3 separate regions of the Homo sapiens genome follow, and all the other regions are linked to region 1. Evidence: chromatin loops called from intact Hi-C (ENCODE). Cell type or tissue: PC-9. All regions are shown on one strand.

Evidence for each region. A loop is a pair of places that touch in the nucleus more often than their neighbours do. Peaks named below come from ENCODE experiments on the same cell type or tissue, not always from the same donor. Only the 100,000 strongest peaks of a DNase experiment are listed, where the experiment ranks them.
Region 2: it touches region 1 in a loop (7-fold over the local background); 84 of 110 quality-filtered maps call a loop at or near these places.
Region 3: it touches region 1 in a loop (9-fold over the local background); 108 of 110 quality-filtered maps call a loop at or near these places.

What each region holds. Positions count from the first base shown.
Region 1 is chr14:75,128,343-75,136,342 of GRCh38, reverse strand. TMED10 (transmembrane p24 trafficking protein 10) reads left to right here. Exons shown (of 5, transcript NM_006827.6): 4 at 457-583; 5 at 1,337-4,874. The coding sequence ends at 1,458. Among named protein-coding and RNA genes, the nearest start is that of NEK9, 5.3 kb to the right of the region's middle. In PC-9, CTCF peaks have their summits at 3,573 and 3,787 (motif pointing left); DNase peaks (open chromatin) are centred at 3,402 and 3,742; H3K4me3 peaks cover 597 bases; H3K27ac peaks cover 2,210 bases.
Region 2 is chr14:75,483,996-75,491,995 of GRCh38, reverse strand. No RefSeq gene overlaps it. Among named protein-coding and RNA genes, the nearest start is that of BATF, 34 kb to the left of the region's middle. In PC-9, CTCF peaks have their summits at 2,821 and 3,024 (motif pointing right); DNase peaks (open chromatin) are centred at 3,045 and 4,445; H3K27ac peaks cover 836 bases.
Region 3 is chr14:75,291,294-75,299,293 of GRCh38, reverse strand. LINC01220 (long intergenic non-protein coding RNA 1220) reads right to left here and starts at 4,890. Exons shown (of 3, transcript NR_038421.1): 1 at 4,753-4,890; 2 at 4,557-4,617; 3 at 2,884-3,174. It also overlaps the pseudogene DPPA5P4. RefSeq lists a silencer at 4,653-5,112 and an enhancer at 5,183-5,322. In PC-9, CTCF peaks have their summits at 2,837, 3,037 (motif pointing right) and 4,399; DNase peaks (open chromatin) are centred at 113, 4,053, 4,723, 5,113 and 2 weaker places; H3K4me3 peaks cover 3,099 bases; H3K27ac peaks cover 3,835 bases.

The sequences.
Region 1 (8,000 bases):
TAGAAAAAGTATAAAAATTAGCTGGGTGTGGCAGTGCATGACTGTGGTCCCAGCTACTTGGGATGCTGAGGCAAGAGGATTGCCTGAGCCCAGGAGGTCGAGCCTGCAGTGAGCCAAGACTGTGCCACTGCACTCCAGCCTGGGCAACAGAGTAAAACCCTGTCTCAAAAAAAAAGTAAAAAATCTTGAGACAATAGTATATCTTACTTTATAGCCTACGGTTATTATATTACTTCTAAGATTTTAGTCAAAATTAAAGTATCAAAAAAGGTCTGAAATGGAAAGATATAGTCTATAGGGAAAGAAAGAAGCCCAAATTTTAAAATATGTTAGGATGATTGATAGGAGAGAATTTAAATCTGGTGAAACTTTAAAAAAGACTTCTCTGTTGCCTTCTTTATGTTCTTGACTGAAGCGATGTTTTCAGAGAGCTGAAAATATTCCATTCTTTTCCAGATTGCAAAAGTTGAGAAGCTCAAACCATTAGAGGTAGAGCTGCGACGCCTAGAAGACCTTTCAGAATCTATTGTTAATGATTTTGCCTACATGAAGAAGAGAGAAGAGGAGATGCGTGATACCAACGGTGAGGGGGAAGGCGACTCTTACTTCTTAAGTGACCCATAAATGAGACAGTCTCCAAACTTTCAATTCTGGTGTACCCTTTTCTCAGTTTTGCCAAGGTGGGTATATGGAGGGGAAATTGCTTGCTTCGCTGTTGTTGCTGCTAAAGGTAAATGAGCCTTGTTAGATTTTCAAGAGAGTAGAAACTCCTACTGTGATAGGCAGGTGACAACATCCTCAATTAGTCTATACCCACATCAAACTGATAGCACCAATCTTTGTAATTTTCAACATTTATATATAGGATAATGAACTTTTATTTTTATTTATTTACTTATTTTTGAGATGGAGTCTCGCTCTGTCGCTCAGGCTGGAGTACGGTGGTGCGATCTCGGCTCACTGCAACCTCCGCCTCCTGGGTTCAAGCAATTCTCCTGCCTCAGCCTCCCAAGTAGCTGGGACTATAGGCACAAGCCACCATGCCTGGCTAATTTTTCGTATTTTTAATAGAGACAGAGTTAGCCAGGATGGTCTCGATCTCCTGACTTCATGATCTGCCTGCCTCAGCCTCCCAGAGTGCTGGGATTACAGGCTGGGATTACACCATGCCCAGCCAGGATAATGAACTTAAAAAGAAAAATTATCTGAAATCCTACTGTTAGACCTAGGGACAGAGTGAAGTTAATTAATTGCCTTTACCCACCTCCCCTGCCATTGTTTAGCCAGCTGAGGAGGCTCACTTCATTATGTTTACAATGCTTTTGTTTTTTTTTAGAGTCAACAAACACTCGGGTCCTATACTTCAGCATCTTTTCAATGTTCTGTCTCATTGGACTAGCTACCTGGCAGGTCTTCTACCTGCGACGCTTCTTCAAGGCCAAGAAATTGATTGAGTAATGAATGAGGCATATTCTCCTCCCACCTTGTACCTCAGCCAGCAGAACATCGCTGGGACGTGCCTGGCCTAAGGCATCCTACCAACAGCACCATCAAGGCACGTTGGAGCTTTCTTGCCAGAACTGATCTCTTTTGGTGTGGGAGGACATGGGGTACCACCTACACCCAACAAGTCAATGAGGGACTTCTTTTTAATTTGGTAGGATTTTGACTGGTTTTGCAACAATAGGTCTATTATTAGAGTCACCTATGACAAAAAATAGGGGTTACCTAGATAATGCCAAAGTCAGCATTTGTCCTGGGTTCCCTTGTGTGATCTGTTTGGACTATGTTTTCTTTTCTTCTCCCACTTGCTCAGCAGCTTGGGCTTCCATTCTAGTTCTTTTACCAAGATTTTTGTGTGACCATGTTGACTTCATTTGGATTGCCCTCTTTCAATTTCCTTGTGAAAACACCCTTAACTTTCTCTTTACCCTTAGCTGAAATGTTTACATAGCTTCTGGTGATATCTTTTCATGATTTTATATCTCTTAAAATGGTGATGGATGTGACACCTCATAAAAGTGAGCTTTGAACTGTAGATAACTCTTAAAGAAAATGTCATTTTAGACAATTAAAATATTTGTGCTCAACTGCTTGAACTTTTTTCGTGTATGTGTATTTAATTCTATGCAATATTATCACATGTGTAGATTCATGTGACCACCATCACAAGAGACAGAACAGTTCTGTCACATGGATCCCTTGCACTGCCCTTTTACAGCCGCAGCCACATCCCTTTCTTATACCCTCACCCCAACCTGTGGCTACCACTGTTCTGTCCTCCATCTCTGTAATTTTGTCATTTCAAGAATGTTGTATGAATGGAATCATACAGAATGTAATCTTACGAGGCTGATCTTTTTTCATTCAGCATAATTCCCTTGAAATCCATCCAAGTTGTTGCATGTATGAATAGTTTCTTCCTTTTTTTCTTTTAAAAATGTTTTATATATTTAGGGGGTATAAGTACAGATTTCTTACATGCATATATTGCATCGTGGTGAAGTGGGGGCAGTTCCTTTTGATTGCTGAGTAGTATTCCATGGTATGGATGTACCACAGTTTGCTTAACCATTCACCCACTAAAGGACATAAGAGTTGTTTTCAGTTTTTTGCCCTAATAAAGCTGCTGTGAACATTCATGTACAGGTTTTTATGTGAACATACATTTTCATTTTCTGGGATAAATGCTCAAAAGGGCAACTGTTGGGTTGTATGGTAAACACATATATTTTTGTAAGAAACTACCCTACTCTTTTTCCAGAGTGGCTCTACTTTTTACATACAGCCACTCATACAATTCAGACAGCAATGTATGATTGATCCAGTTTCTTCACATCCTCACCAGCATTTGGTATTACTACTATTTTTTATCTTAACCATTCACATAGATGTGTGTAATGATACCACATGTGGTTTTAATTTGCATTTCCAATGGCTAATGATGTTGAGTATCTTTTTGTGTGCTAATTTGCCATCTATGTATCCTCTTCGGTGAAATGTCTTCATGTCTTTTGTCTATTTTCTATTTAGGTCATTTGTTCTTTTTACTATTGAGTTTTGAGAGGTTTTTTATATATCCTAGATAAAATTCCTCTGTTAGATATGTGGTTGCTTGAATTTTTAACATAACTTCTACCAAGGAAAAATAAGTAAAATTTCCAACCCTTGCATGGCCAGTCACTTACTTAATTCCTGTCCTTCAGTGTTCCATCTAGAGAATTAAGAGATATGATGTATAAAATAGACATCGAGGGCCATTAAGAGAGTAAATACTTAAAAATACATGTTATGAAAGCAAAGCCAATAATCACTGTAGGAGTATGAGTTGCCTAAGGGCCAAAACTAATGTAAATAAGAGAAAGTGTGGATATAAATGACCATTGTTTATAAACAGTTATGAAAAATGCTGTGACTTGAAATCTTTCCCACATCTCCCAAGAAAGTAGGTAGGAGTTTATCCTTTCCGTAATCTCTTTTTAACCCTGCTGACTATTACAGGGCTTGTTTAATCACAGTGGCAAGAATTACATGTATCTTACAGTAAAGAAACAGAATACTGGAATCGTTAGAGAACCCTGATGTGTTGACCTGGATAAAGTACAAAGGTGGAAGAGGGAATGAGTTATGCTGTTAAAATCTCAGGCTATTCTGTTAATGTTCCTGCTACTATGAACCCAAACTTTTTTTTTCCCCCTTTTGACTCCTTGTGTCTTCCTCTCCTGTGGCATAAAAGTAGTTCTGTCGTTAACTTGTACAACATTGCCATCTGCTGTTGAGAATTGGTAGGTACTGCTTCTGAGAACCTGGCTGCAGATCCTTAGCATAGGCAGCAAATGTTGAGAAAGTCTATCTGTAGTATTACATATACTAAGTTACAGAGGATGCATCCAAGTAGAGAAAATAATATGTGGGTTAAGATACATCCTTAAACTTTTTTTTTTTTGGGGGGGGGGGGACGGAGTCTTGCTGCAACGCCCAGGCTGGAGTGCAATGGCACTATCTCAGCTCGCTGCAACCTTCACCTCCTGGGTTCAAGCAATTCTCCTGCCTCAGCCTCCTGAGTAGCTGGGAATATAGGTGCACACCACCATGCCTGGCTAATTTTTGTATTTTCAGTAGAAGCAGAGTTTCACCATATTGGCCAGGTTGGTCTCGAACTCCTGACCTCAAGTGATCTGCCTGCCTCAGCCTCCCAAAGTGCTGGGATTACACGCGTGAGCCACCACACCCAGCCTCCATCTTTAAACTTTTAAATGTGAAATTTCTATCATGTACCGTTAGCCTAACAAGATTTTCTTTCCTATTTCTGACTGGTGCCTTTCCCCTTTTTAGGAGCAACGAAAGCTACTCTCTTAGTTATGTTCTTGTGATGTGACAAAATGTCAAGAAGATAGGAGAAGAGAATATTTTATTTCGTTGATGCTTTTGTTCCCAAGTGTGACCCTAAACTTAAGCTTTGTAGGAGTTGACATTCTTTCATGTCCCTTCCCTTTACTCATGCCGAAACTATCAACTGGGACATTTTGTGCTTTTGGTTTAAAAGTTAATTGATATTATACTTTGGTTTTATCTAAAAAGTAAATGTATTTGCCTTTGACAAAAGACTGACACAAGAGCAAATAAGCTTTAAAATCGGGTGTTATGTGCTTTCCTCCATTTTTGAGCATATTATCCAAAATGGTCTGTATAATATAAATGAGAATGATGCAGTTTAAGTAAGCCTTGTTATACCATTGTCATGGACCCCTGTCATAAAGCCATTTCTTGGTTTGTTTGGGAAAGAGGCATATGGGATTTATACAGATTCACTTGTAAATGTTGGATTGGGGATTTTTGTGTAAATTTTCTCAAATAAAGGCTAGCAGAAACCATTTTAGGTGTACTGTTACTCTTGAGTACTTCTATGTCTGGATTGGTGATAATTCTTCCATATTTCTCTTTTAAATTATGGCAAATTATACCTGATGAATTAGAGAAAAAATATTGTTATTCTTCAGTTACTGCAGATCGATAGTTTATATGAGCTAGTAAAAGATTATCATATTTTGTATGTAATATATGTAAATTATATATATATATATAATTAAGAATCCTTAATTATGCATCCTCAGACCAAATATGGTTCTGTAAGCTAGGCATTTTATTCTCTTTATCTTCTCTCTTTTGGAAACTGTTACTATTAGGTTCGCACAAAAGTAATTGTGGTTTTTGCAATTAAAATTGCAATTGCATAGAATCACTCCTACAGAGAGCCATCTCCCCTGCCTTTCATTCCTAAAAGACCCCCACCCCCCACCCCCGGTATATGAATCCTCAGGACTCACTTTTTAGGCCTATCATATCCAATGCAAAACCCCACTCCAGGAGGTAAACGTCTTTTCTCCTCTCCTTTCACTTACAGTTGAACATTTTTCACAAAGCGACTTTCCAAGAGCCAATATGAAGTGCTTTGCACACCCACTGGCTGGCCTCTTATTTATCCTCTTATCTCCATTCTCCCTCAAATAAATTTTATTATGAATCCATAGTGTGTAAAGTAGTGGTTCCCATTATTGGGGTATAATTTTTTTTTCTTTTCTTTTTTTTTTTTTTTGAGACGGAGTTCACTCTTGTTGCCCAGGCTGGAGTACAATGGCATGATCTCGGCTCACCACAACCTCCGCCTTCCGGGTTCAAGCAATTCTCCTGCCTCAGCCTCCCGAGTAGCTGGGATTACAGGCATGTACCAGCACGCCCAGCTAATTTTGTATTTTTAGTAGAGATGGAGTTTCATTATGTTGGCCAGGCTGGTCTTGAACTCCCAACCTCGTGATCCACCCACCTCAGCCTCCCAAAGTGCTGGGATTACAGGCGTGAGCCACCGTGCCCGGCCCAATACATGCTTTATAAATCATTTATTTAGTCTGCTGCAGTGGTGTCTCATAAAATGTTGAGCTGCATGTATAATTTTAAATTTTCTAGTATCACATTAAAGAAGTAAAAAACAGGTAAAATTTGCTGATTCTCCAGCCTCCCGAGTAGCTGGGATTACAGGCACATGCCACCACGCCCAGGTAATTTTTGTATTTTTAGTAGAGATGGGGTTTCACCATGTTGGCCAGGATGGTCTCGAACTCCTGACCTCGTGGTCTGCTCACCTTGGCCTCCCAAAGTGCTGGAATTATAGGCATCAGCCACTGTGCCCAGCCGAAAATTATTTTTAGTAGTGTATTTAACCTAATATACCCAAAATATTATTTCAACATATAGTTAATATAAAAATGGTTAATGAGATGTTTTGCATTCCATTTTTCATATAAAATCTTGAAAATCCAGTGTGCATTTCAAGCTATACCGCATCTATAGCTTAAAATTAGACTAGCCACAATTCAAGTGTTGAGTAGCTATATGTAGCTAATGGCTACCGTGGCAGACAGTGAAGGGTATAAACTTGGGTTGGTCTTTGGTAGATTCTTTCATCTTGACAGTAACTCTATGGCCCCTGGGAATTTGCCATTCACAAATTGGAAACTAATGCAAAATAGCATTCTAACCATTCACTTGTTAAAGTACAATGTGGAAATAGTTTGGTTTCAACCAAAGGCGCTTTAAAATTTTACACCTTGGCCAGGTGCAGTGGCTCACACCTGTAATCCCAACACTTTAGCAGGCCAATCACTTGAGGTCAGGAGTTCGAGAACCAGCCTGGCCAACATGGCAGAATGCCCTCTCTACTAAAAATACAAAAATTAGCTGGGCATGGTGGCGGACGCTTGTAATCCCAGCTACTCAGGAGACTGAGGCATGAGAATCACTTGAACTTGGGAGGTGGAGGCTGCAGTGTGCTGAGATCATGCCACTGCACTCCATCCTGAGTGACAGAGTGAGACTGTCTCCAAAAAAAAAAAAAAAGTTATACCATTAGAATAAATGTTGACTATTTTTGAACTTATAAATATTCAAAGGTAAGACAATTAGTTTCAGTTATATCCAATATAATGAAGAATTCAGCAGGAATGTCTCTGCTCTATAATAGGACATGTTTCTTCTAGGCTTGTAGTATCTATGCATTATCATTAGAACAATTCAGTTTCAGGCCAACCACGTTATAGAAAACTAGTTCCTCGTTGCAAAGGTGCCAGAAAAAAATGAATTTTTAAGCTTAGGCTGAAATCTATTCAGCCTCTTTGAAAGTCAGCATTCCCAATTTTAAGTAATTGGTTTTTTCCCATTCAACTGAGAAACAATTTATTGAGCATCTTTTCTGTTTAACAGAGTTAATCGAGAATAACAGAATTAAGTTAATAGAATTAACAGATTTAAGCCAAACTAAACTCTGGAGTTTATCTAGATAAACAAGAGGCAATACCTATCCTCAAAGTGCCTTCTAATTAATAGGAGGATGTAGATGGAATGGCCTCTACCTGAAATGATCTCTCTACTTTGTTTAGACTTAACATTTTGTATATTCCTGCACTCACACAGCAAGTTTGGCTTGGACAGATGCCACTCCTAAATGCCTCTCTAGAATCTTGCACTTTAATAGCCCTTATAGAAACTGTTTTAATTGCCTGGTGGTTTTCTGTTACATGTAAGCTCTCTTAAAGTAGGAACTTTTCACAAATCGATATGACACAATGTATTTTTATGTATTTGAGACAGGTTCTCACTCTGTTGCCCAGGCTCGAGTGCAGTGGCATGATCTTGGCTCACCGCAACCTCCGCCTCCCCAGTTCAAGCAATTCTTGTGCCTCAGCGTCCCAAGTAGCTGGGATTACAGGTGTGTGCACGCCTGGCTAATTTTTGTATTTTTAGTGGACACGGGGTTTCACCATGTTGGCCAGGCTGAACTCGAACTCCAGGCTTCAAGTGATCGGCCCTCCCAAAGTGCTGGGATTACAAGTGTGAGCCACCACGCCCGGCTAGGCACATGGCTTTCTCTTAGCCCCATCACATCCTGCTTTTTCAGATTGCTGGGTTCAACTTCCCAGCTCCCTCTTACTAGGTCTGTCACATTA
Region 2 (8,000 bases), 360 kb before region 1:
AGTGAACAAGACTTAAATCGTAAATAAGTAAGTGCAATCTATTGCTTTATCCTTATGGTGGTGGTTTATGTTGCCTAAGTTCAAAGCCGGGCTCTGTAGGGTACATGTGCTGGAATTCACTGATGGAGGGAACGTCTGTGTGGGGTCCTCCTTGGTGCCAGGTGCAGAGGTGCAGACAACCTGTGACCACACGCAACGTCTCAGTTCCACTCTTAAAGAACAGAGGCCCCAACCTCAACCTCAGAGGGTTTTCCAGCCCTGTTCCCGGACAAGCTGTCCCATGGTTCTGAAACTGACTGAAAGCGGAGGAGGGGAGCACACCACTCTGGGGGGAGCCCAAGAGACCAATCGCAACCACTTCCTCTGCCCCCTCAGTCATTATCCCAGACATCATCCATCGAACAACTATTTAACACTGGCTTGTGCCAGGCTCCATGTCACAGCTGGGAATTCATCAGTGACAAAACTGATGGAGCCCCTGCCCTAGATCCCACGGTCTAATGAGGGAGACAGATGCATAAGCAATTATAATTCCAGCCGGGCGTGATGGTGCACACCTGTAATCCCAGCACTTTGGGAGCCCGAGGTGGGAGGATTGCCTGAACTCAGGAGTTCGAGACCAGCCTGGGCAACGTGGTGAAACCACATCTCTACAAAAAAAAATACAAAAATTAGCTGGGCATGGTAGTGCATGCCTGTAGTCCCAGCTACTTGGGAGGCTGAGATATGAGGGTCGCTTGAGCCTAGGAGGTTGAGGCTGCAGTGAGCCATGACTGTGCCACTGCACTCCAGCCTCAATGACAGAGTGAGACCCTGTCTCAAATATATATATATATATATATGTGTGTGTGTGTGTGTGTGTGTGTGTGTGTCTGTGTGTGTATTTCCATGCAATAAATGCCACAAGAGAGGAAGGGAAGAAGTACAGAGGAGGGGTGTCCAATCCAGACCTGAGGGAGTCAGGATCTCTTCCCAGAGGAACTAAAATTTAAATTAAGACAGCAAGGCTCTATAAGACATAGGCCGGCATGGCAGACTAGCTCTCATGTTTCCTCTGCCTCCTGGACACAGAACAAGACTACATTTCCTAGCCTCCTTTGCAGTGAGGTGTGACTACGCCACTGAGTTTTAAGTTAATGTAATGTGGACAGTTGAGAAGCACCACTTCCAGGCCTGGCCCATATTCTTTGCTCATTCACTAGCTAAATGCAGAAGACTCCAATGTCCCAGAGGAAAGTAGAACCACAAGACCAAAGAGCCTGGATCCCTGAATCACCACATGGAAGACCTGTCCACCAATGGGGAGTTATTGCATGCATGAGAAATAAAGTTTGTTGTAAAGCCATGGAGATTTGGAGTTTATCTGTTACAGCAATTGGTATTACCCTAACTTATAACCAAGTAGGAGTGGGAGATAAAGTATGCCAGAAAAAAAAATTAGTAAAAGCGGTGACATGTGCCTGTATTCCCAGCTACTTGGGAGGCTGAGGTGGGAGGATCACTTGAGCCTAGGAGTGTGTGACCAGCCTGGACAACATAGTGAGACTCTGTCTGGAAAAAAAAGACTAACAACCAACCTAACTTTAGTGGGTAGCATTCAACCAAATGGACAGGAAAGAACAGAGGCTCTGAGGCAAATAATGGGATCAAACCCTGGCTCCATATTTCCTGGCTGTGTGATCTTGGGCAAGTTATTTAATATCTTTGCATTTTAGTTTCCTCATTTGTAAAATGAGGAAAAGAATATCTTCCTTGAAGGGTTGCAGAGAGTATTAAATAAATAGAACCTAGGATGGTTCCTAATACAAAAGGCTTATCAGATAATAAATCCCTTACTCCAAACTGTATGCATTCATAGAATGACATTTAACTAATAATATGCTTTGGTAACTGGTAACAGTAACAATAATAATAAACATTTACCGAGAACTATTTATGCTCCAGGCACTTTTCTAATTATTCACAATTATTAATTAATTCCATACTCATAGCCCTATGAATTACTTCCCCCCCACATTTTACAGATGAAGAAACTGAGGCACAGAGGTGTCGGTAACATGTCCAAGATTATCAGCTGGTACATGGTGGAACTGGAGTTTAAATCTAGGAAGGCATGGTTACAATTCCATGCTGCAGATGAAGGAACAGAGAGGTGGTGTAAATTGTTAAAGCCACACAGTCTTAAGGTGTTCTGGGGTTGAGGGCTCCAGCACCAGCCATGACTTCTTGGCATTCTGTAAGGGCACGGAGCAGACGGCCTCCTCTGACTCCGTGAGAAACACCATCCTTTGCATCTTGGCAGGTGTGCTGGTGGCTTTGGCAGTAATGACGCTGACCAAAACCAAAGACTGATCCTCAATCAACAGTGAGAAATCAGCAGGTGAACGCGCCCTGGGTCCCCTCCAGCAATGACACTGCAGCTCTCTCTGGCTGTGAAATGGAGGCTGAGTGGTTTGGGTTTTTAAAAGAATGACTTTTCCATCAGAGCTTTAAAGAGGCTTACACTGGAGCCACCTCATTTAGAAGTTTTCTTTTAAACTTTTTTTTAGTTAGTTTGTTTGTTTATTTATTTATTTTGAGACGGAGTCTCCCTCTGTCGCCCAGGCTGGAGTGCAGTGGCGGGATCTCGGCTCACTGCAAGCTCCGCCTCCCGGGTTCTCGCCATTCTCCTGCCTCAGCCTCCCGGGTAGCTGGGACTATAGGCGCCCGCCACCAAGCCCGGCTAATTTTTGGTATTTTTAGTAGAGACGGGGTTTCACCGTGTTAGTCAGGATGGTCTCCATCTCCTGACCTTGTGATACGCCCGCCTCGGCCTCCCAAAGTGCTGGGATTACAGGCGTGAGCCACCGCGCCCGGCCCTTTTCTTTTTTTTTTAAGTTTAAAAGGATTCTCTATCTCAGAAAAATGAAACAAAACGAAAACAGTTCTAAGAAATTGGGCCTCAGAGGGCAAACCTAAAGAAGAAACTGCTCCACAAGAAAGGGGCTGGACTTGGACTTGCCGAGCTTCCAAATGACCAGCAGAGGGCAGCAAAGACGCTGCCCAGAGAAGGCTGACGCCCCAGGATCTTCCTAGAATCATCCTCGAAGGAAGGGCTTTGTCCGTCACTCGGAGCATCCCCTAGACTTGGAGTCTCAGCTATTTAAAAAAGAATGGGCTTTGGGCTTGTTCTTCAGCTCATGTAGCTAATGCACAGGAACTTTGGAAAATTTGGGAGGTCTGGAAATATGTGAGTCAAATAATTATAATCCTGCCATCCAGAGAGAACTGCTGTTAATATTTTAATGAATATCCTTCTGGACAGATGTAGAAATGGATGGAAATTTAGATTATACATATACATATACATATACATATACATATACATATACATATACATATACATATACATATACATATACTTTTTTTGATTTCCTGAAACTGACATCAGTCAGTATATACGAATTGGTGGTCTGCCAGCAGGCTGGACGCAGTAGCTCACGCCTGTAATCCCAGCACTTTGGAAGGCCGAGGTGGGCAGATCATGAGGTCAGGAGTTTGAGAGCAGCCTGGCCAACATAGTGAAACCCTGTCTCTACTAAAGATACAAAAAATTAGCCGGGCATGGTGGTGCACGCCTGTAATCCCAGCTACTCAGGAGGCTGAGGCAGGAGAATCGCTTGAACCTGGGAGGTGGAGGTTGCAGTGAGCCAAGATCGCGCCATTGCACTCCAGCCTGGGTGACAGAGCAAGACTGTCTCAAAACAACAACAACAACAACAACAAAAACCCAACAGCAAAAAAAAGTATAGCCATATATATCTGCATGCATATATGGCTATATTTTTTGCCCTAGTGTCTCTCACTTGGGCAAGTCCCAAGTGAGACTTGGAGGACCAGCCTCTACTGCACCCAGCACAGGGGTGAGGAGCCGGCACAGCGAAGGGTGGGCGGGCAAGACCAGTGTCCTCTGGTGCCAGTGGTCATTCTGCTGATATATATCTGCATGCATATATGGCTATATTTTTTGCCCTAGTGTCTCTCACTTGGGCAAGTCCCAAGTGAGACTTGGAGGACCAGCCTCTACTGCACCCAGCACAGGGGTGAGGAGCCGGCACAGCGAAGGGTGGGCGGGCAAGACCAGTGTCCTCTGGTGCCAGTGGTCATTCTGCTGGTATATATCTGCATGCATATATGGCTATATTTTTTGCCCTAGTGTCTCTCACTTGGGCAAGTCCCAAGTGAGACTTGGAGGACCAGCCTCTACTGCACCCAGCACAGGGGTGAGGAGCCGGCACAGCGAAGGGTGGGCGGGCAAGACCAGTGTCCTCTGGTGCCAGTGGTCATTCTGCTGGCTCTCTTCATAGCCTGGGGCTAAGCTTTCTGCAGTCTTAGGGAGAGGAAGTCGTGGAGCTTTCTAGCTCAAAAATATTCTGCTGCATGAGCAGGTGCTCTGAGTTCGTTGAATTTCATCAAAATGAGTCATATCAAAGGTGTGAAAGAGTGGCAGGGTTTAAGGAGTTACCACATCCTGGTTCCACATGGTACATCATCCTTTAACTCCAGACAGAGGCACTACTCATTGGGAATTCAGGCTGCAGCAATGGGCATGGTGTTTTCTCTCCAAATGCAAAGACTTCGAACATTTCTTTGTCTTTGGATGTGGCCACCTATTCCCAGAGAAAAACATCAGCGTTCTTACTCTGCAACCCCTTTGCTCGTTGTTAAATGAGCTTCAAACCTAAAAAAAAAAAACAACCCACTGAAAGTGCAGCGATGCCTGAATTGAGTTTTAAATGAGACACAGGTGTTGACTAGGTGAAGCGATGGGGACATCCCACTACCCAGAATTATAAGCAACTCTTGTTTCTCCACACAAATAGATGGGCCACCGCTGATTTCCTAAGGGAATTCTTTGTCCTTGCTTTGGAGTGAGATAAATCCGGCTTTGAATATCAACTCCACTACATCCTTATTTTGTCCTTGGGCAAGTCACATAACCCTGGGCATTCCAAGGTAGAGCCAAGATTAAAATGTTGGAAGCGTTTAGAAGGAAGTAAGAGCTGTTCAGTCTGGCTGGAGCAGAGAATGAGAGGGGCCAGAGCAAGACGGGGCAGGGACGCCGCACTAGGGAAGCCCACCAGAAGCTGCCGCCGGATCTTAAGCAAGGGTTAAATCCTATGATGACAGATGATGTTTTTCCAGTCTCTCAAGAGTTATAGCAAAAACCAACAACATGCATTGAAGGTTGTATGTATTTTACACATATGAAACTACACATATAGTCCATTGGCAGCATTGTGTCCTATTCGGGTGACCATTATTGGCTCCCATAGGCAGTTTGGCAGGCTTCCTACCCAACCCCACTCTGCATCCCAGTTGCACACATGAGATAATTCCAGTGAGGGTTGTCCCCACCCTCTTAAATGTGTTGTGGTCACATTCACAGCTCAGATGGTCTTTCTTTCTTTCTTTCTTTCTTTCTTTTCTTTTCTTTTTCTTTCTTTCCTTCCTTCCTTCCTACCTTCCTTTCTTTTTTCTTTCTTTTTTCTTTCTTTCTCTCCTTCCTATCTTTCTTTCTTCCTTCTTTCCTCTTTGTTTCTTTCTTCCTTTCCTCCTTTCTCTCTCTTTCTTTTTCTTCCTTCATTCCTTCCTTCCTTCCTTCTTTCTTTCTTCCTTTCCTCCTTTCTCTTTCTCTCTCTTTCTCTCTCTCTCTTTCTTTCTTTCTTTCTTTCTTTCTTTCTTTCTTTCTTTCTTTCTTTCTTTCTTTCTTTCTTTCTTTCTTTCTTTCTTTTTCTTTCCTCTAGATAGAGTTTCACTCTTGTTGCCCAGGCTGGAATGCAATGGTGCAATCTCAGTTCACTGCAACCCCTGCCTCCTGGGTTCAAGTGATTCTCCTGCCTCAGCCTCCTAAGTAGCTGAGATAACAGGTGCGTGCCACCACGCCTGGCTAATTTTGTATTTTTTGTAGAGACAGGGTTTCACCATGTTGGCCAGGCTAGTATCGAACTCCTGACCTCAGGTGATCCACCTGCCTCGGCCTCCCAAAGTGCTGGGATTACAGGTGTGAGCCGCCGCGCCTGGCCTCAGATGGTGTTTCTTAACCTCTGTCTGTCAATCATGCTTAAGCCTAGCCAAGTTGGGGTGAGTGGTAGGAAAGGAAAGAGGTCTTTTTAGCAGAGAGGGACATCTGGGTGCTCAGCAGAGAGGTAATATTCAGAGGTGAGGTCTTCTCGAGACTTGGCACTCCCAGGCATTCACGCTGACCCATCAGAATTCATCATGAAGTTGGAGCATGATATGGTTTGGCTTTGTGTCCCACCCAAATCTCATCTCAAAATGTGATCCCTACATGTCAAGGGAAAGAGATGATTGGATCATGGGGTTGATTTCCCCCATGCTGTTCTCGTGATAGAGAGTGAGTTCTCACGAGATCTCATGGTTTTATAAGTGTTTGGAAGTTCCTCCTTCATGCTTCTCTCTCCTGCTGCCTTGTGAAGAAGGTGCTTTGCTTCCCCTTCACCTTCTGCCATGATTGTAAGTTTCCTGAGGCCTCCCAAGCCATGCGGAACTGTGGGTCAGTTAAACCTCTTTCTTCATAAATTACCCAGTCTCGGGTAGTATCTTTACAGCAGTGTGAGAATGAAGTAACATAGAGCTTCCTTCTCAGACCTCTATTGTGGCAGCTTTTGTTTGTTTTATATATATAAAACAACCATGGTTGTTGCAAGGGTTAACTCCAGCAGGCCTGGAATTGACATAGGCTGATTTACCGAAATAAGAGCTATTCCTGCACAGCACTGAGCCCTGGTCAAGGCATTAAAGATACTCATTAACAGTGCTGTTTTGTAACCATGAGTCTGAGGGATTTCAACGTGGTTTGTACTGGCTTATCAGCAGTGTTTATTTTTATTTTTACTTTGTTCAGCATTGTGTATTGATAACAGTGAGATTGATGATTTGTTCCTGGTCTTGGTGAGACCCCTGGAGGACTGTGCTTTTGGGGCTGGTGACACAGCAAGAAACATGCCTACATGAGCAGAGGGGTATATGACACCCTGCTGGAAACTCCAGCTTGGGCTTCCCAGTTCTGAGGTGTTCTGTGACACACAGGTGACTCTAGAGAGAAGGTATGTCTTGCGTGGCTCTTCCAGAGGTGGAACAATTGGAGCTTGCACCTGCCCTCTCTGGATCCCTTGATGTCTTACTTAACTGCTGTTGCATTAAATGAATGGTTTGCTGCAATAAGCAGTAGCTTTGTAAGCACTGTCAACTTGAACTCTTTGAATCTTCTTTAGCAATCAAACCCTGCCTAATGACCATTGTTAGTGCACATAGGATGTAAGCAGCCCTGGTTTTCTTTTTTTAAAAAATAGAGACAGGGTTTTGCTACGTTGCCCTGGTTTTTAAAAGGTTTAGATCTACACAAATAGCCTGGATAAAGGTTCATAATCTAAGTGAAATGAGTAAGTCGCAAACTAAGATGTAAAACATGATTTCATCTTTATTTCTTTTAAATGTGTGATGCCGTGTGTGTGTGTGTGTGTCTATCTAAATATATTTGTAGAAAATTAAGGGAAAAAACAAAGAAGTGTAAAGAAGTGTGCACACTAAATCATAAATGAGGGTTACCTTGTTGGGAGGTATGTGAAATGAGGGAATAGAATGGACTGGAATGTCTACTTCTCCGATTTGAATGTTTTTGTCCTCTCCGAAATTCATGTTGAAATTTAATCCCAATGCAACAGTATTAAGAACTGTGGCCTTTAGGAGATGGTTGAGGCATGAGAGCTCTGCCCTCATGAATGGGATTAAATGCTCTCATAGAAGGGTGTGATAGAGGGAGTTTGCCCCCCTTCCACCAGCTCTGTCCCTTCCACCATGTGAGGACACAGCGTTTCTCTCCTCTGGTGGACAGAGCAACAAAGCGCCATCTTGGAAGCAGAGACAGGGCCCTCACCAGACACTGAAACTGCCGCCATCTTGGAAGCAGAGACAGGGCCTCACTAGACACTGAACCT
Region 3 (8,000 bases), 160 kb before region 1:
CTGGCCTGTTTCGGAGCACAAAACTCCTCATGTGTCATGGGGGCCCGGAGCTGTCAAGTACGAGGACCTTAAGAGTAATTCCTCACACGTTTAGGATTGCGACACCCTATCATTGTTTGATGTTGCAACCCTCCTTCCCCTTTACTGAAGGAATACATGCAGCATTTGCATATTTCGTTGGGTACTTTTCCACACGAGTTGAAGGGAATTAAGATTAATTTGGCTGCAAGACTACCAAAACCCTCCTTCCCCCACTCCTCGGATAATTGCAGGCAATCAGTCAGGGGTGTCTTCAGTTGGAGTGAAGGATGGCAGCTTTGAGGAGCCGTGAAGGCAGGTTCTGCCATGAGGAAGGCCACCCCAGGCCTGGGAGTACACCTACCAAGGCCAGATATCCCTGGGCCATTCTGACACTCCCCCGCACCCCACGCACACACAACAAGAGGTTTCCAAGGCCCACCCACACCCTCTCTACTAAAATCTCCCCTCCTGGGAAGGAGAGCCGGAGAGGCCTCCAGCTCCTGGCATCCAGCCCCAGTGGGTCCACGCCCTCAGCACAGCCCTGGAGCAGAAAATGTTCTTAGAGCTGATGTGCAAGTCACACCGTTTCTGCTTCCTCAAATGGGGTGATATTTACTCCTGGCGCAGACCCAGGCCCACCCTCCCACCAAGCTCCACAAGTTGAGCTGGTCTCATTGCTATCTGATATGTTCAGTCTTTCTGGAAACTTCAATGACCTTGGAAACTCTATTTTCCTTTACATGTGGCTGCTCTTGTCCACAATAATAACTATAGCTTCTGTTTATTACACTCCTTCTGTGCCAGGCACATTACAAACATGCAATACCCACAACAGTCTTTTGAAGTAGACACAATTATTCCCATTTCACAGATAAGAACACTGAGGTTCCGAGAAGTTATCTGTGCAAAGTCACACAACTACCGACAAAGATAGGAGTCAACCCAGACCTGCCTGACCCCAAAGCTTATGCACTGCCCTGAAAGGTCACTGCTCGAGGGAACCAAGAGAACATATAATCAATCCCCATTCCAATGACAAGACAGCTAAGCTGGAAAATTCATTTACAAACAGTTACATGGTACTTACGAGGTGCAAGGTGTTGCTTTAGCACTTTACAAATACCAGCTAATTCACCCTCATTGTATCACTATGAGATAGGTACTTTTTTTTTTTTTTTTTTTTTTGGAGACGGAGTCTTGCTCAGTCACCCAGGCTGGACTGCAGTGGTGCGATCTTGGCTCACTGCAACCTCTGCCTCCTGAGTTCAAGCGATTTTTCCTGCCTCAGTCTCCAGAGTAGCTGGGACTACAGGCGCGTGCCACCACACCTTGCTAATTTTTGTATTTATAGTAGAGATGGGTTTTCACCATGTTGTCCAGGCTCGTCTCAAGCTCCTGACCGCTGGTGATCCGCCCACCTTGGCCCCCCAAAGTGCTGGGATTACAGGCAGGAGCCACCATGCCCGGCCTTTTTTTACAGAGGAGAAAACTGAGGCACAGAGAGAAGAGTAAACTTGCCCAGGGACATACAGCAAGTGGTAGAGTCTGGATATGAAGCTAACTCTAGGGCCCGTGCTGCGTCTTCTATCCCAGAAGCAGAGACCCACCTCTCCTAAGTCATTGTCCTTTGACCTGTCTACAGCACCGCCACCTTCCTCATCTTTCTGAGAGTCCACTTCAAATTTCAGACTTCCTCATCCCACTCTGGGTGATGTTAGTGTTCTCTTGTGAAATTGCTTTGTGAAATGACTTACTGTGCAAGGCCATATTTGATTAGATCACTATCCAGAGTCCCTAAAGAACTAAGAGTTCTGCAAGGTTTATTGAAGCAAAACCTCAGTTGTTTCTGTGGAAGCTAATCAATTAATTAATAAACAGGGGCTTATTGAGAGCAGTTTGTGTCCCCAGCCCTGTGCTGGGCACCCTGGGGTCTGTGAACACAAAAGATGCACAGACTTGGACCCCAATAAAGAAATACAGTATATAAGTGCACACTGTGTGCTGAGCCTGTGTACAGCCATATTTCAAAAGACATATAGGATGGCTGGGCGCGGTGGCTCATGCCTGTAATCCCAGCACTTTGGGAGGCCAAGGCGGGTGGATCACTTGAGGTTAGGAGTTCGAGACCAGCCTGACAAACATGATGAAACCCCGTCTCTACTAAAAATACAAAAAATCAGCCAGGCATGGTGGCGGGTGGCTGTAATCCCAGCTACTCGGGAGGCTGAGGCAGAACTGCTTGAACCCCAGAGGCGGAGGTTGCAGTGAGCGGAGATTGCGACACTGCACTCCAGCCTGGGTGACACAGTGAGACTCCAGCTCAAAAATAAAAAATAAAAAAGACGCATAGGAGAGGAAAGTCAGAAGTCAGGAAAAGTTTTTAGGCAAGGGGTGGAATTTGAAATAGGCTTTTTTTTTTTTTTTTTTGAGATGGAGTCTCACTCTGTCACCCAGGCTGGAGTGCAGTGGCCTGATATCAGCTCACTGTAACCTCCGTCTCTCGGGTTCAAGTGATTCTCCTGCCTCAGCCTCCCGAGTAGCTGGGATTACAGGCGTGTGCTACCATGTCCAGCTAATTTTTGTATTTTTAGTAGAGACAGGGTTTCACCATTTTGGCCAGGCTGGTCTCAAACTCTTGACCTCAAGTGATCCGTCTGTCTCGGCCTCCCAAAGTGCTGGGATTACAGGCGTGAGCCACCGCGCCTGGCCTGAATTAGGCTTTGAAAGAAGGGACAGGGTTCCGATAGCAGGAAGAGAAAGAGCAGATTTCGCAGCAGAAGCAACAGGCATGTTTTCTGCATCCAAATCGGCCAGATCCTCAGAAAGAAACGAAAGAGAGAAAAGGCTAGAATGGTTCGTGTGTTTTGGTTTGGCTTGGGTTTTTTTTCTGTCAAGTTTTGCTATTTCCACCAAAGTGAATACAGAAAAACTCCCTTGCTGGCAGCACCGCGACGAGGCTTCTGGATTGGAGAAGGGCGCGCTGCCTCACATGTGCACTAGGGGGCAGAGCTGCCGCGGGGCTGCTGTAACTCCAAGAACAACCAGAGGGCAAGGGGAAGGATCCCAGCCCCTTCCTCAAATCAGGCGGCTGCAGGACGGGAGGGCAGTTGGAAAGCAGTCGTCTTCTTAGTCCGAGTTGCCTTCATATTCAGCCTAGAAGTTAGGGAAGAAACAGCGTGTAAGAGGAAGTTGGGTGAGACTGAAAGGGGAAAGAGAAAGAGAGAAGCATTGAAGAGGCACTCTTCCCCACCCCCAGCAAGGAACCCTCCATGTGCCATGAAAAGACTTCCAAACAGCAGAAAAGGGTTAGGGCTACTCCTGCCTCCTGCTGTAATCTTGGCTGAGAAAAGTTTAATGCAAGGCTTGGGTAACTATGAAAAGTGACCAACTGCTAGACTAAGACTGGTTTCAGAACAGCCGACTCCTGTTCCCTGGACAGGGGTGACCATTCCAGCTGCTCTAAGGAGGAATGCTTGAGGCTTTAGGAAGTACACAATTCTTGGCCATCCCCCCCAGGCCCTGGTGTCATGGTGTGGGCTGCGTGTGGCAGCAGACGTGACAATGGCGTTCTTTAAGAGCCCTGAAGTCAATATTTAGCCTAAATGTACAACCCACCAGCTGAGCCAGGCAACAGGGTTCTGAAGCACAGGAAATTAGAAGCACCTAGGCGATGTGGAACACTATTTGAAGCTAGATATCCTGACTTTTATCAGTTTCTAACTAGCTGTGCAAGTTTGGATGGTCGAACCAACTTCTCTGAGCTTTAATTTCCCTGTTGGCGAAATAGGTTAAATTAGATTAAAAGTCTCCGATGTGACTTCCAGCTCTGAAACTCTGGAAAACACACACTCCTTCAGCCAGAGGAACTGGGGAATCTAGGGGGCAGGGATGGGGGTGGGAGGATGGTGACAGGCGTCTTGAAGGATTAACCCCACGCTTCTCCTCGCAATTGCAATCGGCTCCCCAGCAGCGGCCACTGCGGCACTGCCTGCCCCACCCCCGCCCTCTGGGCCCGGCGGTACACACCCACGGCTCCCTCAGAGACTTCTGGAATCTCGCTGGATTTCTCCCAGGAATGCTTATTGCCCTTTAGATCTGCAAATCGCTTTACATCAGCAACCCTGCCGCGCGATTATTAATCATCTCAATATTCTCCCCCATCCCCTACCCTCCCCCTCGCCCGGCCTGGAAGAGGAATTGCAGGGGTCCGGATTTATGAAGGTGATTCGTATTATTCATTCAATAATCAGTTAACTAAAGTTCATTAAGCGCCTAATAGGAGCAAGGTGCAGAGACACACAAATCCAATCACCACAGGGGGCAGAACTGTAGGGGGTCGATGCTCAAAGAACTTCACTGATATTCCAGTTATGTCCTGGGGAGGGGGTGGTTAGAGGGTGATGGAAAAGCTCCCCTCACAAGCCTGATGACAGTGCTGCAACCATTATGGACCACCCCCACGGTTCGTTTTATCATGCCAGGAAAAGGAAAATGGCCTTCCCAAGGTCACTTATCCCCCGAGGGGCAACACTGACCCCAGAACCGCCGTCTTCAAAGCTTTCCACTGTGCCATGAAGGAAAATTTTGAGTTGAAGCCTATAAAATACAGCGTTGGGCGAGAGATGGCATGATTTCCGGGCACAGAGTGAGAAAATCGTGATCCCAGATCACCCACCCACAACAAACGAGACCGCCCCAAATCTTGACTGCAGCTACAACCAGCAGACGCACAGGAATGCTGGAAACAGCTCATTCATCCATCGCGGCGCCCTCTCTCTGGGCCCCCAGCGCCCCTGCCCTTGCCTCCGCCTGGGTGGGTCCCGGGACAGGAGGCGGGGGTCTCGTGGCTCGGAGCCTTCGCCCAGCATTCCAGGGGCGGGGCAGGGACCGGGGGCGGGGCGCGGCGGGAGTCCCGCCCACAGCCTACCCCGGGCCGGCGGCGCAGTGGCTGAGCCAAATATGGGCAGAGCGGAAGCGGCGGGCCGGCGTCACGGCGCCGGGTGGGGGCCGCGCTGCGGGGCGGTGACGGGAGTCGCTGACGGCGCCTACGTGTCACCGTGGAAACCAAACAGTAAACAGAGGACTCGCGAGCTCCTGGCACCGTCTGGCCCTGCGACCTGCCCTGGAGCAAAGGGCCGGAAGCTGGGAAGGGCCAGGAGAAACCTTGGCCTGGCCGACGAGGACAGGGGCGCGGCAAGGGTGTAGAGAGGGCGGTGGAGGGGACGCTGAGAGAGCACTCCCAAACGTCCCTCCCTGAGGTCCCTGGAAGCCGGCTCTCCCTCTGCCCACGGGCCAGCAGGGGCTGGTCAGGAGCGGAAGGAGGCCCTCCTGTCCCTTCTTTTTCTTTTCCTTTGTTTTTTTTTTTTTTTTTTTTTTTTTTTTTGAGATGGAGTCACGCTCTATCGCCCAGGCTGGAGTGCACTGGCGCGATCTCTGCTCACTGCAACCTCTGCCTCCCGGTTCAAGCGATTCTCCCGCCCCAGGCTCCCAAGTAGCTGGAACTACAGGCGCGCGCCACCGTACCCGGCTAATTTTTTACATTTTTAGTAGAGACAGGATTTCACCACGTTGGCCAGGTTGGTCTCCAACTCCTGACCTCAGGTGATCCGCCCGCCTCGGCCTCCCAAAGTGCTGGGATTACCGCGCCCGGCCTCTCCTGTCCCTTCTGAGGGCCTCCGTGCCTGCAAGGTTGTTGCGGATACTGATTTTGCTTTGTTTTTCCTTTCTAATGGCTAAGAGTTCAGGCATTGAAGCCACACTGCCTGGACTCTAATTCCAGCGCTGCCACTCCAGTTGGATGATCTTGAGCAGACCTCTGCGCCCCAGACTATATTATTATCTACAAAAATAAGGATAATAGCAGGACCTACCTTTAAGAGTAGATGAGGACTTTTAAAATGAGTGTGTGTGTGTGTGTGTGTGTGTGTGTGTGTGTGTGTGTTTGGAACAGTGTCAAGCATGTTGTGAGCCCCAAGTTAGTGTTAAGTGTTTATTTTTATTCCCAGGCAGCACAAGAGAAACTTACGTAGTATTAGTAGTGCATCTCCTAAATCTACTACTGACGTAATGTTTTTTTTCTCGAGTCTTCTTTAGATTTAAAATAAAAGGGGGCCGGGCGCTGTGGCCCACGCCTGTAATCCCAGCACTTTGGGAGGCCAAGGCAGGAGGATCACTTGAACCTAGGAGTTCTAGACCAGCCTGGGCAACATAAGGAGACCCCGACTCTACAAAAATAAAAAAAAATAGCTGGGCATGGTGGTGCACACCTGTGATCCCAGCTACTTGGGAGGCTGAGGTGGGAAGATCTTGGGCCAGGGCAGTCAAGGCTGCAGTGAGCCTTGATTGCAGTCACTGCACTCCAGCCTGAGTGACAGGGAGACCCTCTCTCAAAAATAAATAAGCAAAAGGAATTATCTATTTTAAAGATAATATTCAAATCTAGTAAAAATATTTAGTTATTAACTAAAATGTGCATTTGTCAAATAAAAACATGGCAAAACACTGTATCACACTGCTTCGCAATTTTAAATTTTAAACACGAAAACTCCAAATGGTTACATGGAACAGAAGCAACTCAAATTCAGTCTTCACAGTCATTGTGTTATCTCTGTTTTTTAAGTAATTTTTTAAAATGAAGCGTACATATTACATTATTCAAACTCAATAGTAATCCCAGCAACTGTTTAGGACTTAAAACAACCAAAGATTTTTTCAGGAAGAAGTACTTTGTCACTGACAACATTAGAATTGCCAGCTCATAGTGTTTATTTAAAAGGCAGACTGCCCAAAGACCTGAAAGGCCCAGAGGTGTTCTAGGTCCCGACGCGGCTGCTGGAAGCCACCTTTGGTGAGTGTGCCCAGTGCTGGCCTGGGTGCCCTACCTGGGAGCTCTCATCCCCTTCCCCCAGCAGGCCCGTATGGATAATCCCTTACATCGAGCAGATGAGCAAGGCCATGCTCCAGCTGAAGGCTCTGGAGTCTTCAGACCTCACCGAGGTCGTGGTTTACAGCTCCTATTGGTACAAGCTCCAAACCAAGTGGATGCTCCAGTCCATGGCTGAGTGGCACTGCCAGCACCAGGAGCAAGGGATGCTCAAACTTGCAGAAGCCATGAATGCCCTCAAACTAGACCCTTGGATGAAGCGAACCAGCTTCCGGCCAATGTGATGGAGGCCAGGATGTAGAGATTAGGTTGTGGCCAGAGCCGGAGTGGTTCCAGCTTGGTTTAAACTCTGCTCCAGCCTGATGAATTAAGGAAAAACCATCTCTTTGGGGATCTCTGCCCTTGCTCTGAGTCCTGTTGTGAATATCTTTTTTGAAGGTTGCCAATTAAAGAAGAAAGTTTTGGGGTTTTCTCATTTTTCTTTATTAAGAATAAAGTTTTAAATAAGGGAAAATTTTTAAAAGGCAGACCAACTTTTTTTGGTTTTATTATTCGTTTGAAATTCTAAGCAGATAATGTGATCCCTTGTGGATAACAAATCCTAGAGTGACCCACAGTGATTCCTGCTTCCTGATGTCCATGCCTTTGTGTAATTCCCTCCATCTGAGTGCAGGTGGAACCTGAGACTTGCCTCTTAGCAATAGAAAATGCAAAGGTGATGGGATGTCACTCCCGTAATTTTATGTCTGTGTATGGCCCCATCTTGCTGGCATGCACTGGAGAGGTTCTTGTCGCAGGCTTGATGAAGTGAGCAGCTGTGTTGAAGAAGTTTACAAGGCAGCCTCTAGAACCGAAGGGTAGCCTCAGCCAACAGCCAGCAAAATGCCAGAGTTCTTAGTTATACAGCCACAAGGAAATACAGTCTGTGAACAACCTGAGTGAGCTTGGAGGTGGACTCTTCCCCACTCAAACATCCAGCTGAAAACACAGCTCAGCTGACACCTTGATTGCAGCCTCGCGAGACCTTGAACACAACACTGTTCTGTTCAGAAGATGGATGGAGTTTGCTAGATAAGCAACTGGCTATACCTGGACT